2 separate regions of the Homo sapiens genome follow, and region 2 is linked to region 1. Evidence: read pairs that join two places in POLR2A ChIA-PET (ENCODE). Cell type or tissue: endothelial cell of umbilical vein. All regions are shown on one strand. Links, peaks and the distances in the headings refer to the core of each region. The heading gives the core; the rest is flanking DNA.

Region 1 (7,041 bases), core at 1,365-6,364:
TTGCACATACATTTTATAGTTTTACGTTCACACCAAACATGGCATTGCACACACAAACACACGAGAGGAGAGGGAGAGACCTGTCAGCTATGATTAGATGCCTGAACTACAAAATCATGCAGACTGGAAATGGAGACTGCCACTTTGGCTCTTTGCTAGAGGCAGAGAGCAAGCAATGGAGCAGACACAGAAAGCTATAAAGCACCTGTCACAGAAGGCATGTCCCTTGGTCCCCACCTATCCAGATCCCTGTTCACCCTATTCTTTGCTACACTTTATTTTCTGTTCTTTTGTTCCAAGGCATCTTGATATTTTTTAATAACACCACCCATTATATCCCCATCTTCACGGTTTTACTTGGTCTTACTTGAGAGATTCTCTGTGCATTTTAACAAGGTCAGTTAGAGGGGCAGCTATTAATGACCCCAATTCCAGCCAAGAAAGCTGCCCTGGGGAGATTACATTACTTGATCAAGCTTTAACAAGTTCTATTCTATGGAAGTATCAGCTTACTGCTCATCATCCATGGCATCACATGTGAAGAGCACCACCAGGAGTATCTCTGGACTAAAAAATCAGAAGCCTTAGTTCTAGTCCTAACTGTTCAAACATGGGTGTAACCATGGCCTAACACTTCACTAGTTTCAGACTCAGTTTTGAAAACACTGGTTGAGTTTTGGTTCTGGCTAAATGTAATAAATATACTCCACCCTGTCTGTCCCACTGAATGTAACTAAAGATCCTGAGCAGAACACATGGAGTGGCAATCCAAGAATTGAAATAAAGAATGGTCGAATCTACAATTAAAGTTGGAGACTGCAACACTCTTATCTCAGTAATTCTTAGAATAATTAGATCTTTCCCCCAACTAAAAAAACAGCAAGCTATAGAACAATGCCATCAACCAACTAGATCTAAGTGACACTTTCACTCCACCCAACAATAACAGAATACAGGCCAGGCACGGTGGCTCATGCCTGTAATCCCAGCACTTTGGGAGGCCAAGGCGGGTGGATCACCTGAGGTCAGGAGTTAGAGACCAGCCTGGCCAACATGGGAAAACCCCACCTCTACTAAAAATACAGAAATTAGCCAGGCGTGATGGCGGGTGCCTGTAATCCCAGCTACTCGGGAGGCTGAGGCAGGAGAAATCACTTGAGCCGAGATCATGCCTCTATACTTCCAGCCTGAGCAACAGAGCAAGACTTCGTCTCAAAAAAGAAAAAAAAAATAAAAAGCAGAATACATATTATTTGTCAAGTGCAAACAGAACATTACAAAGGTAGCACTGGGTCATAAAACAAGGCTCAATTAACAAATTTAAAAAAAATTGAAATCATGCAAAGTTTATGTTCTCTGACCATATGGAATTAGAATTAAACTAGAAATCAGTAACAGAAACATAGCAAGAAAATCTCCAAATACTTGGAAATTACACAACATACTTCTAAATAAGCCAGTGATCAAAGAAGAAGACTCGAGGAAAATTTTAAAATATCTTGAACTGAACAAAAATGAAAATATAGGCCGGGCACGGTAGCTCACGCCTGTAATCCCAGCACTTTGGGAGGCCGAGGTGGGAGGATCATTTGAACTCAAGAGTTCAAGACCAGCCTGGGTAACACGATGAGACCCGATCTCTTAAAAACAAACAAACAAACAACAACAAAAAAATAAAAATAATTTTAAAATGAAAATACAACGTATCAGAATTTATCGGATGCAGACAAAGCAGGGCTTAGATTAGGGAAATCTATACCACTATATCTTTACACAAAGAAGAAAGGTCTCAAGTCAATAACCTAAGTTCTCACCTCAGGAAACTAGTAAAGATAGAATAAAATAAACCCAAAATAAGCAGACAGAAAAATAAATAAATAAAAAGCAGAAACAGATGAAATTGGAAGTATTAGAGGAAAAAAAAATTAATGAAACCCAAAGCTGGATTTTTCAAAAGATCACTAGAATTGATAAACTTCTGGCCAGATTGACAAAGAAAGAAAAAATAAAACAAATTATCAAGAATAGTTATGAAACAGAGAATACTGCTACAGATGCTAAACAGTAGAAGGATAGTAAGAGATTACAACAAACATCTCCATGCGTACAAAATCAACTAAGTGGATAAAATGAACTAATTCATTGAAAGCCACAATCTTCCAAAATTTACCCAAGAAACAATACATAACTTAGTTTTATATCTACTGAAGAAACTGAATTTATAATTTAAAACCTTCAGAAAAATTAATTGGTTGGGCTGGGTGCCATGGCTCACGCCTGTAATCCCAGAACTTTGGGAGGCTGAGGTGGGTATAGCATTTGACATCAGGACTTTGAGACCAGCCTGGCCAACATGGTGAAACCCTATCTCTACTAAAAATACAAAACTTAGCCAGACATGGCAGTGCACACCTGCAGTCCCAGCTACTGGGGAGCTGATTGAAACAGATTAAAAATTGGCAAGTTTCTATAAAGGACCAAATAGCAAATACTTTAGGCTCTGGGGCCATGCGGTCTCTTTAGAAACTACTTGGCCAGGCATGGTGGCTCACACCTGTAATCCCAGCACTTTGGGAGGCTGGGGCAGGCAGACTGCTTTCAGTCCAGGAGTTTGAGACCACCCTTGGCAAAATGGCAAGACCCCATATCTACAAAAAATACAAAAAATTAGTCAGGCATGCTGGTGCACACCTCTAGTCCCAGCTACTGGGGAAGCTGAGATGGCAGAATCACCTGAGCCTGGGAAGTCAAGGCTGCAGTGAGCTGTGATTGCACCACTGCAGTCCCAGCCTGGGTGGCAGAATAAGACCCTGTCTCAAAACAAACAAACAAAACCAAAAAGAGGAGAGAGGAGAGAGGAGAGAGAGAAGAGAGAGGAGAGAGGAGAAGAGAAGAGAAGACGGAGGAGTGGGGAAAGGGGGGGGAGGAGAGGGAGGGGAGGGAGGAGGGGGAGGGGGAAGGAGCAGGAGGGGGAGGATCAAGAGGAGGGGGAGGAGGAGGAACAGGAGGAAAGAAGAAGAAAAGAAGGAGGAGGAGGAGAAGGAAGAAACAACTAAATGAGTATGGCTGTGTTCCAATAAAACTTTATTTATAAAAATAAGTGGCAGGCTAGACTTGACCTGAGAACTATAATTTGTCAACCCCTAGACCACATGATAACGAACGTCACTTCCAAATTCTACCTTCACAATTTTATACTTCCAAGGTCAAAAATCGCTTTGATATACACTGCAAGAAAAGAATGAAGCAAATGCTATCACAGAGAGATAATTGAGTCTCACTTCAAGACTTGATAGAAATGTATACTATAATTTTTTATAAAACCAAACTAACCACTTTAGCCAAACTAGTCCTGAATGAATCATTACCTCGAAAGGACGAATCAACATATTAATGTGTGAAAAACCATCAAATTTCCATATTAATAGTGCTTTGGAAATGAACACGGTGTATGATTATAAACAAAACCTAAAAATCTAAGACACGCAAATCTAACGGTCTAAGTTTTTTAAACTTTGTGACATTAACAACATAAAAAACTTTTTTTAAATGTGGGAAAAAATATCAAAGAAAATTTATAGTGCCCATCGCCCCACCAGCTAGAGATAATTACTAATAATCTGATATATTTAGAGGTTATTACCTGTTAATTCAGAAATACTACTTTAGATATGAAGTCTTTTCAACCCTGCTTGATGGCTAAACAGCACAAAGTGATATAAAGGACAGTCTAACAGCAATCCTGAGGAGGCTAAACTCCTATCCACCTGCTGCCTAACACTGGGCAGGCTTACATGCCTGCTCCATCATTCTGATTTCAAAACCACTACTGCTCCATCAGGCCAGCATCACTTCAACAAATACATAAACATGCATCTTTCTGGTATTAGAGATTAAGAACTTGCCTGCTAAATACTGCAATGCGCAATGCCAGGATAGCTCATAAATGGGAAGTACTTCAAACCTCTTTGAAAGCAACACAAATATAACTGGGGTAAGATGTCTTTCTCAGAGTTATGAAGATCTTTTAAACTCCTTATCTTGAACCGTAAGAAAATCACAAATTAATTTTTGACAAAGTGTTTTCAAATTAAATAAATGCTGCTCTACAACATGGATGAACTTGGAGGGCATTATACTAAGTGAAATAGACACAGAGAAAACTATTGCATGATTTTTACATGTTCTCTAATAAATAAAAACAAGAGAGTAGAAAGGTGGGTTACCATATGGTGGGAGTAGGGGACACTTATGTCAAGGAATACAAAGTTGCAGTTATGCAGGATGAATAAATCTAGAACTCTTGGCCAGCCATGGTGGCTCACACCTGTAATCCCAACACTTTGGGAAGCCAAGGCAGGTGGATCACTTGAGGCCAGGTGTTCGAGACCAGCCTGGCCAATAGCACGGAACCCCATCTCTACTAAAAATACAAAAATTAGCTAGGCTTAGTAACACAAGCCTCTAAACCCAGCTATTATGTTTGGGAGGCTGGAGCATGAAAATCACTTGAATCAGGGACGCAGAGGTTGCAGTGAGCTGTGATCGTACCAGTGCACTCCAGCCTGGGTGACAGAGCAAAAAATAAGTAAATAAAAAATCTAGAGCTCTAATCTACAGCATGAAGCCTATAGTCAATAGCACTGTATTGTATTTGGAAAACTTGCTAAGAGAGTAGATTTTAGGCCCTCTTACCACCCACACAAGGTAACTCTAAGATAACAGATATGTTAAATGGCTTCACTGTAGTAATCATTTAACTATGTATATCTAAATATCACCTTGTATACCTTAAACATATACAGTAAAAATAAAATTTATTAAATAAAAAATAAAAATAAATGCCGCTGTCAAAAAAGCAAGTCCTACACAGGCTCAAATTTTGCATTCAATGCATCATCTACTTATATAAACTCTCCCAAATCCTGTTTATTAGGCAGCTCACAGAAAAGCTTACACTAACAATTCAATAAAATAATCTTCAAATGCCTCTACAGAACTATGGACTACTAATTTAGGTAAGCATCTCTTGCAGAAAACTCAAGAGTTCAAAGAAAGATGGAAATCATACCATAACTGTATAACAAAACTCAGCCTCTGTACCTGCAAACCACAGAGCCCATTTAAACAGCTACAGCACTCAAGTACCACCAGTCTAGCATGGAAAATACTCTAAAAGCTCTTTTGCTCCATGTCAGGCCTCTGAGCCCAAGCTAAGCCATCATATCCCCTGTCACCTGCATGTATACATCCAGATGGCCTGAAGCAACTGAAGATCCACAAAAGAAGCGAAAATAGCCAGTTCCTGCCTTAACTGATGACATTCCACCACTGCGATTTGTTCCTGCCCCACCCTAACTGATAAATTGACTTTGTGACAATACACCCTCCCCACCCTTGAGAAAGTACTTTGTAATATCCTCCCCTGCCCTTAAGAAGGTACTCTGCAATATTCTCCCCACCCTTGACAATGTACTTCATAAGATCCACCCCCTGCCCACAAAAAATTGCTCCTAACTCCACTGCCTATCCCAAACCTATAAGAACTAATGATAATCCCGCCACCCTTCGCTGACTCTCTTTTTGGACTCAGCCCGCCCGCACCCAGGTGATTAAAAAGCTTTACTGCTCTCAAAAAGCCTGTTTGGCAGTCTCTTCACACAGAGGCAAGTGACATTCCACTCACTTCAAGCAGCTATCCCAGACCTGGATCTATTTTACTTAGTCTAGGATATCCAATTTTAGAAATTTAATACTGAAATTTAGATTCCAGTATTTATTTTAGTTCTGGGGGTATTTAATTTTAATGGAAAACTCTGCCACCATTAAGATGTTATAAAATCATATTTGTTAACTTGGGACGATGTACAATGGTAAAAGTATTAAGAGTTCAGACTTTCAGGTCAGACAGATCTGAGCTCAAACTGCACCTGTGTGTATATGTATTTTTGAGCAATTATCAACTCAATAGGGTTATTATGGGGATAAAATGTCTCTCAGCACAATGGCTGGCATATGGTAAGCAGTGTAAAAGTATGGACAATCATTACTAACAACATTTTTAAAAAGAAAAGGTAAGAAAAGAACAGATATAAGTGTACATATACACAGATCCGAATTAAGTCTGGAATGTTATACACAAAAATGAGTGGTGGGATTATGGACAATATATAATGAACACAGAACTTTTATAATCAGGAAAAAATTAAGCTACTCTAATTCTGAAGAAAAGAAAAGTGTAGCCACAACATAATGCAGTAACAAGCTCTTCAGAGTCCTTCAAAAGCTCTGGCTATGCTAAAGAGATTCCAGGAAGGCATTTGCAAAACTGAGAAAGGATTAACATCTAAATTGAGTGCTTCACTTCACTATAATAACAATATATCTTTTCAAAAGATCTTTGAAAATGAACATTAGCTGCATACCATTCATACAATCCACATCAAATTTACCCAAATCGAATTAAAATTTTATACTTGATGTATTAACATAGTCATATTCCTCAAATATACATCCAGTCCAACCAAAGTATGTCCAGTTACTGCATTCTTCTTTTGGGATCCTACAACTACTATGTCCAACGTTTTCAGGCAAGAACAAAGATAAAATGTATCCTTAAGAAACATTATCCTTACAAGGTCCTAAATTGAACCAATTTTCTTCTATCTAAAACTACAGTTTTAAGTATTAAAAGAATACAAGTTATAATAGCTACTATGCATGGACTACCATGCCATTCTGGACATTGAACAAAGTTGATCCTAACCTCTCATCTACTCACCTTAGCTGGTTGGTTACTTATTGGTTAGAACTATCCAACAGAGATACAATGCAAGCCAGAAATAAACCACCCATATAATTTTTATAACATATATACAAGTTATAGATACATATATAACCAATGTAAATATGATTTTTCTCGTAGCCATAAGTGAAAAGAAACAGGTAAAAATAAAGTTTAATAGATTTTATTTAACCCAATATATCTAAAATAATATCAGTGAGATAATTCACATTCTTTTTTCTATACTAACTCTGAAA
Region 2 (7,041 bases), core at 866-5,865, 330 kb before region 1:
GTGGATCACAAGGTCAGGAGATCGAGACCATCCTGGCTAACACGGTGAAACCCCGTCTCTACTAAAAATACAAAAAAATAATTAGCCGGGCGTGGTGGTGGGTGCCTGTATTCCCAGCTACTTGGGAGGCTGAGGCAGGAGAATGGTATGCACTTGGGAGGCAGAGCTTGCAGTGAGCTGAGATTGTGCCACTGCACTCCAGCCTGGGCGACAGAGTGAGACTCTGTCTCAAAAAAAACAAAAACATTGCCAGGTGTGCTGGTGTGTGCCTGTAGTGCCCGTTACTTAGGAGGATGAGGTGGGAAAATCACCTGAGCCTGGAAAGTTGAGGCTCCAGTGAGCTGCTATCATGCCACCGCACTCCAGCCTGGGCTATGGGAATGAGATCCTGTCTCAGGAAAAAGAAAAAAAGTCACTCCTTGCCCAGGCTGTAATGCAATGGCATGATGATAGCCCACTGCAACCCCAAATTCCTTGGCTCAAGCAGTCCTCCTGCCTCAGCCTTCCAAGTAGCTGGGACTACAGGTACTCATCACCACGCCTATTTTTGTATTTTTTGTAAGGACAGGATCTTGCTATATTGCTCAGGCTGATCTTGAACTTGTGGCCTCAAGGGATCCTCCTGTCTTGACCTTCTAAAGCTCTGGGATTGCAGGCATGAGCCACTATGCCTGGCCCCTCTTAAAAAATAAGTAGAATGAGTACCCTCTAAAATAGCAATAAGAAGTATTTAATGGTAAATACTAGGTGATAGGAATGTTTCAGCTCCATTGTCATCTTATGAGACCACTGTCGTATAAGTGGTCTGTTGTTGACTGAAATGTGCAGCACATGACTCTGATTTATATCAGACAAATTCTGTCAGTGCAGTTGTTGTCTAGTTAGGGAGACAGATTTCTGTGCTGTTGACGAAGAGTTAGACTCTGTAAAATATTTTTTAGAGACTTATTCTGAGCCAAACCTGAGTGACCATGGCCCATGACATAGCCCTCAGGAGGTCCTGAGAACATGTGCCCAAGGTGTTCGGGGTACAGCTTGGTTTTATATATTTCAGGGAGGCACAAGACATCAATCAAATACATTTAAGAAATACAGGCCAGGCGTGGTGGCTCAGGCCTGTAATCCCAGCACTTTGGGAGGCCTAGGTGGGCGGATCTTGAGGTCAGGAGATCGAGACCATCCTGGCTAACACGGTGAAACTCCATCTCTACTAAAAAATAATAAAAAAAAATTAGCCGGGCATGGTGGGCATGTACCTGTAGCCCCAGCTACTCAGGAGTCTGAGGCAGGAGAATCACTTGAACACAGGAAGCGGAGGTTGCAGTAAACCGAGATCGTGTCACTGTATTCCAGCCTGGTGACAGGGTGAGACCCCGTCTCAAAAAATAATAATAATAAAAATAATAAAAAAGACAGACATTGGTTTGGCCTGTAATCCCAGCAATTTGGGAGGCTAAGGTGGGCGGATCACCTGAGGTCAGGAGTTCAAGACCAGCCTGGCTAACATGGTGAAACCCTGTTTCTACTAAAAATACAAAAAATTAGCCAGGTGTGGTGGCATGTGCCTGTAATCCCAGCTAGTCGGGAGGCTGAGGCATGAGAATTGCTTGAACCTGGGAGGTGGAGGTTGCAGTGAGCCGAGATCACACATTTGTGCTCCAGCTTGGGCAACAAGAATGAAACTCCATCTCAAAAAAACAAACAAACAAGAAATACATTGGTTTGGTTCAGAAAGGTGGGACAACTCAAAGTGGGGGCTTCCAGGCTATAGGTAAATTTAAACATTTTCTGGCTGACGGTTGAGTTTATCTGAAGATCTGGGATCAATAGAAAGGAAATGTTTAGGTTAACATAAAGGATTGTGGAGACCAAGTTTTATTGTGCAGAGGAAGCTCTCAGGTAGCACACTTCAGAGAGAGCAGGTTGTAAAATGTTTCTTATCGGACCTAAAAGAATGCGTGACTCTTAGTTGATTATCTCCTGGATCTGGAAAGGAAGGAAGGAAGAAAGGAAAACAAGGGGGTAGGGGATTCTCTATAGAATATGTGGATTTTTCCCACAAGGGATCACTTTGCAGGGCCATTCAAGATATGGCAGAGAAACATGTTTTGGGGTAAAATATTTTTATTTTCTTCCTTGTTATGCCAGAGTCAGATTGGAAAGTAAGTCTCAATATACATGGTTAAATAAAACCCATCTGATGAGAATTTACTGTTTGTAGGACATGACTCCCCAGACCTTTTAGATAGGAATTTGGGCCAGATAAAATCAGAGTTTAGTCCTCATTGCTTTCTACTCTACCATCTTCCCACCTCTTCCTTACTAGCTTTTGGACTTTGTTCTTATTACTTCTGTGACTTAGTTTCTTCATCTGAATAAGTGTGTACTGATACCCACCTCCTAGGGCAGTTAGGATGAAATGAAATAATGGAGGTCATGTGCTTGGCACATGGTAGGTGCTCAATGAATGGTGAAGATTGTAATGCCTTTAAAGAGCTCAAGTTTCATTAGGGACAGAACCCATGGGCCCGACCCTAGGGGCTGAGAGAGGCTGACTAACGACATGGGGACAGTGGGGTTGGGTTTGCCTTGTTAGGGAAGGTTCTTGGAGAAGGTATTTGGAGTCAGGCCTCAATCTGTGTCCCTTACTGGGGAAGGTGAGCGGCTCCTTCAAGTAGAGAGAAGGCAATGGGCAGAAGCTTTGAGTAGTAACCAGAAAGAACTGTTTTTTCTCTTCCCTCTTGTGAGGGAAGGGATGGAGTCATTAGAGAAAGTAGCTGGTGCACTGGCTCTTTTGAGTCAGAGAGACTTGGAGTCCCTTCCTGGCTTTGTGCCATGTACATGTTGCGTGGCCTTTGGCAAGTCATTTCCCCTCCTGTCTGAACTTTGGTTACTTTATCTGTAAAATGGAGATGATAATATCTTTTTTTTTTTTTTTTTGAGACATTCTCTTGTTGTTGCCCAGGCTGGAGTGCAGTGGCACGATCTTGTCTTACTGCAACCTCTGTCTCCTGGGCTCAAGCTATTCTTGTGCCTTAGCCTCCCGAGTAGCTGGGATTACAGGCTTACGCCACCATACCCAGCTAATGTTTGTATTTTTAGTAGAGACGGGGTTTCACCCTGTTGGCCAGGCTAGTCTTGAACTCTTGGCCTCAAGTGATCTGCCCGCCCAGCCTCCCAAAGTGCTGGAATTATAGGCGTGAATTATAGGAATTATAGGTGAGATGATAATATCTACTTACAGTGCTGGATGAGGATGAAATAATTGCAATTTTAAATGGCAAAAACCACAATTACTTTTGCACCAACCCAATATTTAATACATTTAGTACAGTGCCCTTCACTTAGTGCATATTTAATAACTGATAAATTAAAAAATAGTGAAGCAGCTGGGCATGTTGGCTCATGCCTGTAATCCCAGCACTTTGGGAGGCCGAGACGGGCGGATCACTTGAGCCCAGGAGTTCAACACCAGCATGACCAATATGGTGAAACCCCATCTCTACCAAAAACACAAAAAATAGCCAGGCGTGGTGGTGGGCACCTGTAATCCCAGCTACTCAGGAGGCGGAGGCAGGAGAATCGCTTGAACCTGGGAGGTGGAGGTTGCAATGAGACGAGATGGTGCCACTTGACTCCAGCCTGGGTGACAGAGCGATACCTTGTCTCCACAAAAGAAAAAACCGAAAAAAAAACAAAACAGTGAAGCATTTCTTTTGGGGAAATTAAGCTGTTTTAAATTTCTGTGGTTAGATAACTTTTCTGAAAAGTCAGTTTCCATCTTGGAATCAGTTATCAGTTTCCCTCAATTTCTTAAGGAGCACGTCACCTTGCTGCCTGACGCCCTTTGGGCTCACCATCATACTTAGAATCAACTCCAAACTCCTTAGCCTGGTTATAAGGCCTTTCATATTCCGATCCCTGCCTGCCTTCCTTGGCAGCTTTATCTCCTAACCTCCCCTACTCCCTTCTGCTTGCCTTCTGTGTTCTGGACACAGTAACTTACTTTCTGCTTCTTAAACAGAGGGCCTTTGCTCCACCTGTACCCTCTGCCTAGAATATTTTTCTCTCGTCTTCATTGGATGAGCTCTTTGTCATTCTCAGCTCAGTTCTGCTGTTATTTACAAGAAAGGCTCTTCCTTTTATCTGGTATAAAGTGACTACTTAAGTCACCATAACTTAACCACTTGATATTTTTCTTGCTTTTCTGCTTCTTGTTGACTCTGTTTTCCCTCCACTAGAACGTAAGTTTCATGAGAGTAGGGACGAGATCTGTTTGTCACATTCACAGCTGTATTCCCAGTCCTAGGAAAGGTACCTGGCATATAGTAGATGATCAAACAACATTTGTTGAATGAATGAGCTGTGAATGAGAATGTGTTCTTTTATTACGCTGAACCTGGGTACACAGGTGTTCACATTCACATTCCTACTGCTTTGTTCCTTAAATAAATGTAATCAAGATGATTTTCTTTCTTATTCATTAACTATTGTGCTCCTCCACTCCCATTAATTGGAACAGTCTGTGGAGAGGCCATTTTCCCCTTCCTTCGTTTTATGTGGCTCTCTTTCTTCCTAGCATTTTGTTACTGGAAGGGGGAGTTTGTGGTTGCTAGGCTTTGAGCATTGATTTTTAGGATTTCTGTCATAAGGAAGCAAGCTTTAGTGAATTGGTTTGGAATAAAACAAACACAAAAGCTCACCAGGAATAGCAAATTTATCTCACTCTGATTTTTTACTGACATTTTTTGTAGTACTCCCTAAGTTCTTAGATAAGGTCATTAGACAGGAATTGACAATGGCCAGATAGAAACAAATTCACAGAATGTGAGTGGGTGGCAGGGTGAGACATGGAGAGGTCAGAGGGGATAGTGCTTCTCTTTCTGGTAGTGGCCTGGTTTTTCATGGCAAATATTGGCCAGTGTAACTGTTCTCCTTTCGTAGGGCCTGTATGTTTGGGAGCTGTAGAGACTGTAGGGGGACTGCTCAGTGCTGGTGTGCCCACCTGGTAAGGCCTAGGCAATCCTAATTTTTTTTTTTTTTTGAGACAGAGTCTCTCTCTGTTGCCCAGGCTGGAGTGCAGTGGCATGATCTTGGCTCACTGCAACGACCACTTCCCAGCCTCAGATGATCCTCCCACCTCAGCCTCCCAAGTAGTGGGGACTACGGGAGCGTGCTACCATGCCCAGCTAATTTTTGTGTTTTTAGTAGAGATGGGGTTTTGCCATGTTGCCCAGTCTGGTCTCAAACTCCTGGACTCAATCTGCCCACCTCAGCCTCCCAAAGTGGTGGGATTACAGGCATGAGCCACCGCACCTGGCCAGCAATTCTAATTCTTTGCTTTTCTAGGGAAGTGCTCCAAGCTCCTGGGAGTAAGGAAGATGTGGGACTCTGGTCACTTTTGAAAACGTTTGAGTCCTAAATGTTATTGGTGCTCAAAGACCTGGTTCTTAAGATAATAAAATCCCAGGGATGGATATGAGAAAGAGAGAGTGTCTAGAACAGGGTTAGCCGACAGATGTTCATTAGCTTTCCCAAAAACAATTCTTTGTGTGTTGAGAACTGTAGCCCTGCAGATACTGGTCTCTACTCATGTCTAGGGCTCCTTTTTCCCACCTGAAGCTGGCTTCTCCTTTTCCTTTTCTCAAAGCACATGGTTACCTTTAACCTGACTTAGATGTTGTCTACTCTTCACTATACGGCTCTCAAATGAAGGATATTGGACAGCCTGCTTGTTAGCTTTCTCCTTCATTTCCCTTATTTAAAGATTTGGCCTTGTGGCTGACTGAGGGTATTTGGTTATTCTTTTTTTTGAGTCAGAGTTTCACTCTTGTTGCCCAGGCTGGAGTGCAATGGCGCGATCTCAGTTCATCGCAACCTCTGCCTCCCAGGTTCAAGCGATTCTCCTGCCTCAGCCTCCTGAGTAGCTGGAATTACAGGCATGCGCCACCATGCCCAGCTAATTTTGTGTTTTTAGTAGAGACGAGGTTTCACCATGTTGGTCAGGCTGGTCTCAAACTCCTGACCTCAGGTGATCCACCCGCCTCAGCCTCCCAAATTGCTGGGATTACAGGCATGAGCCACCGCGCCCAGCCTGTTATTCTTGTTACTATTAACTTGCTTTAGTTACTGACTATCCCCTATCCTTCTGGAATAGTCTTTATGTTTAAACTTATGTAGAAGTCCCCTTTTAGTGAAACTCTTGCTACCCCCACCCTTTTTTATTTGTGATGGAGTCTTGCTCTGTTTCCCAGGCTGGAGTGCTGTGGCATGATCTTGGCTCACCGCAACCTCCACCTCCCAGGTTCAAGCAATTCTCCTGTCTCAGCCTCCTGAGTAGCTGGGACTACAGGTGTGTGCCACCACACCCAGCTAATTTTTGCATTTTGAGACGGGTTTTCACCATGTTAGGCTGGTCTCCAACTCCTAACCTCAGGTGGTCTGCCTGCCTCGGCCTCCCAAACTGCTGGGATTATAGGCATGAGCCACGACACCTGGCCTCGCTCCCTTTTTTATGCAAGAATTTCAGCTATACACCAGCAAGACAGGGATTTGAAGGTTCTAGTAGTTACCAGAAGGTAGTTTTTTGGTAGAACAGCTTTTTGGTAGAGTGGCTCTCTCAACCAACTTTGGGCTCAAAAATCATTATTAAGGCTCTGCTCACTTCTTTTACTGCCCCTTTTCAGTGCTAAATGATGATCCTCATTCCTTTAATCTTTTTTCACTTGCTCTGTTTCCTGGCCCCTGTGTTGTTTCTGCAGTTCTTCAAAGGAGTGTTTTCTTTCGGAAGTTTTCACAGCTGTCTTCTGGCTAGGGTTGTAGGTAATATGTTAGGCTCCATCTCTTCTACTCCTCCAGGCTATAACTTTTGTGTGTGTGTGTGTGTGTGTGTGTGTGTGTGTGTGTGTGTGTGATTGTGGAAATGTGATTGGGATGGGTAAAATGCACAGTTAGGCTCTCCCACCCCACTGTGACTGTCATTTGTGAATCTGTGTCATGTAATGGTACCTCAGCCAGGGTCCCCAAACTTGAGATGCTCTT

Evidence for each region. ChIA-PET counts read pairs that join two places held together with the same protein. Peaks named below come from ENCODE experiments on the same cell type or tissue, not always from the same donor. Only the 100,000 strongest peaks of a DNase experiment are listed, where the experiment ranks them.
Region 2: POLR2A ChIA-PET joins it to region 1 with 6 read pairs; 2 of 35 experiments call an interaction of 5 or more read pairs at or near these places.

What each region holds. Positions count from the first base shown.
Region 1 is chr5:138,833,415-138,840,455 of GRCh38, reverse strand. All of the region lies in intron 7 of CTNNA1 (catenin alpha 1), which reads right to left. Among named protein-coding and RNA genes, the nearest start is that of LRRTM2, 38 kb to the left of the region's middle. In endothelial cell of umbilical vein, for the core only: no CTCF peak of the experiment used is centred there; no DNase peak of the experiment used is centred there.
Region 2 is chr5:139,160,016-139,167,056 of GRCh38, reverse strand. The region is part of intron 1 of SIL1 (SIL1 nucleotide exchange factor); the gene reads left to right. Among named protein-coding and RNA genes, the nearest start is that of SIL1, 35 kb to the left of the region's middle. RefSeq lists a silencer at 2,730-2,930. In endothelial cell of umbilical vein, for the core only: no CTCF peak of the experiment used is centred there; a DNase peak (open chromatin) is centred at 2,826.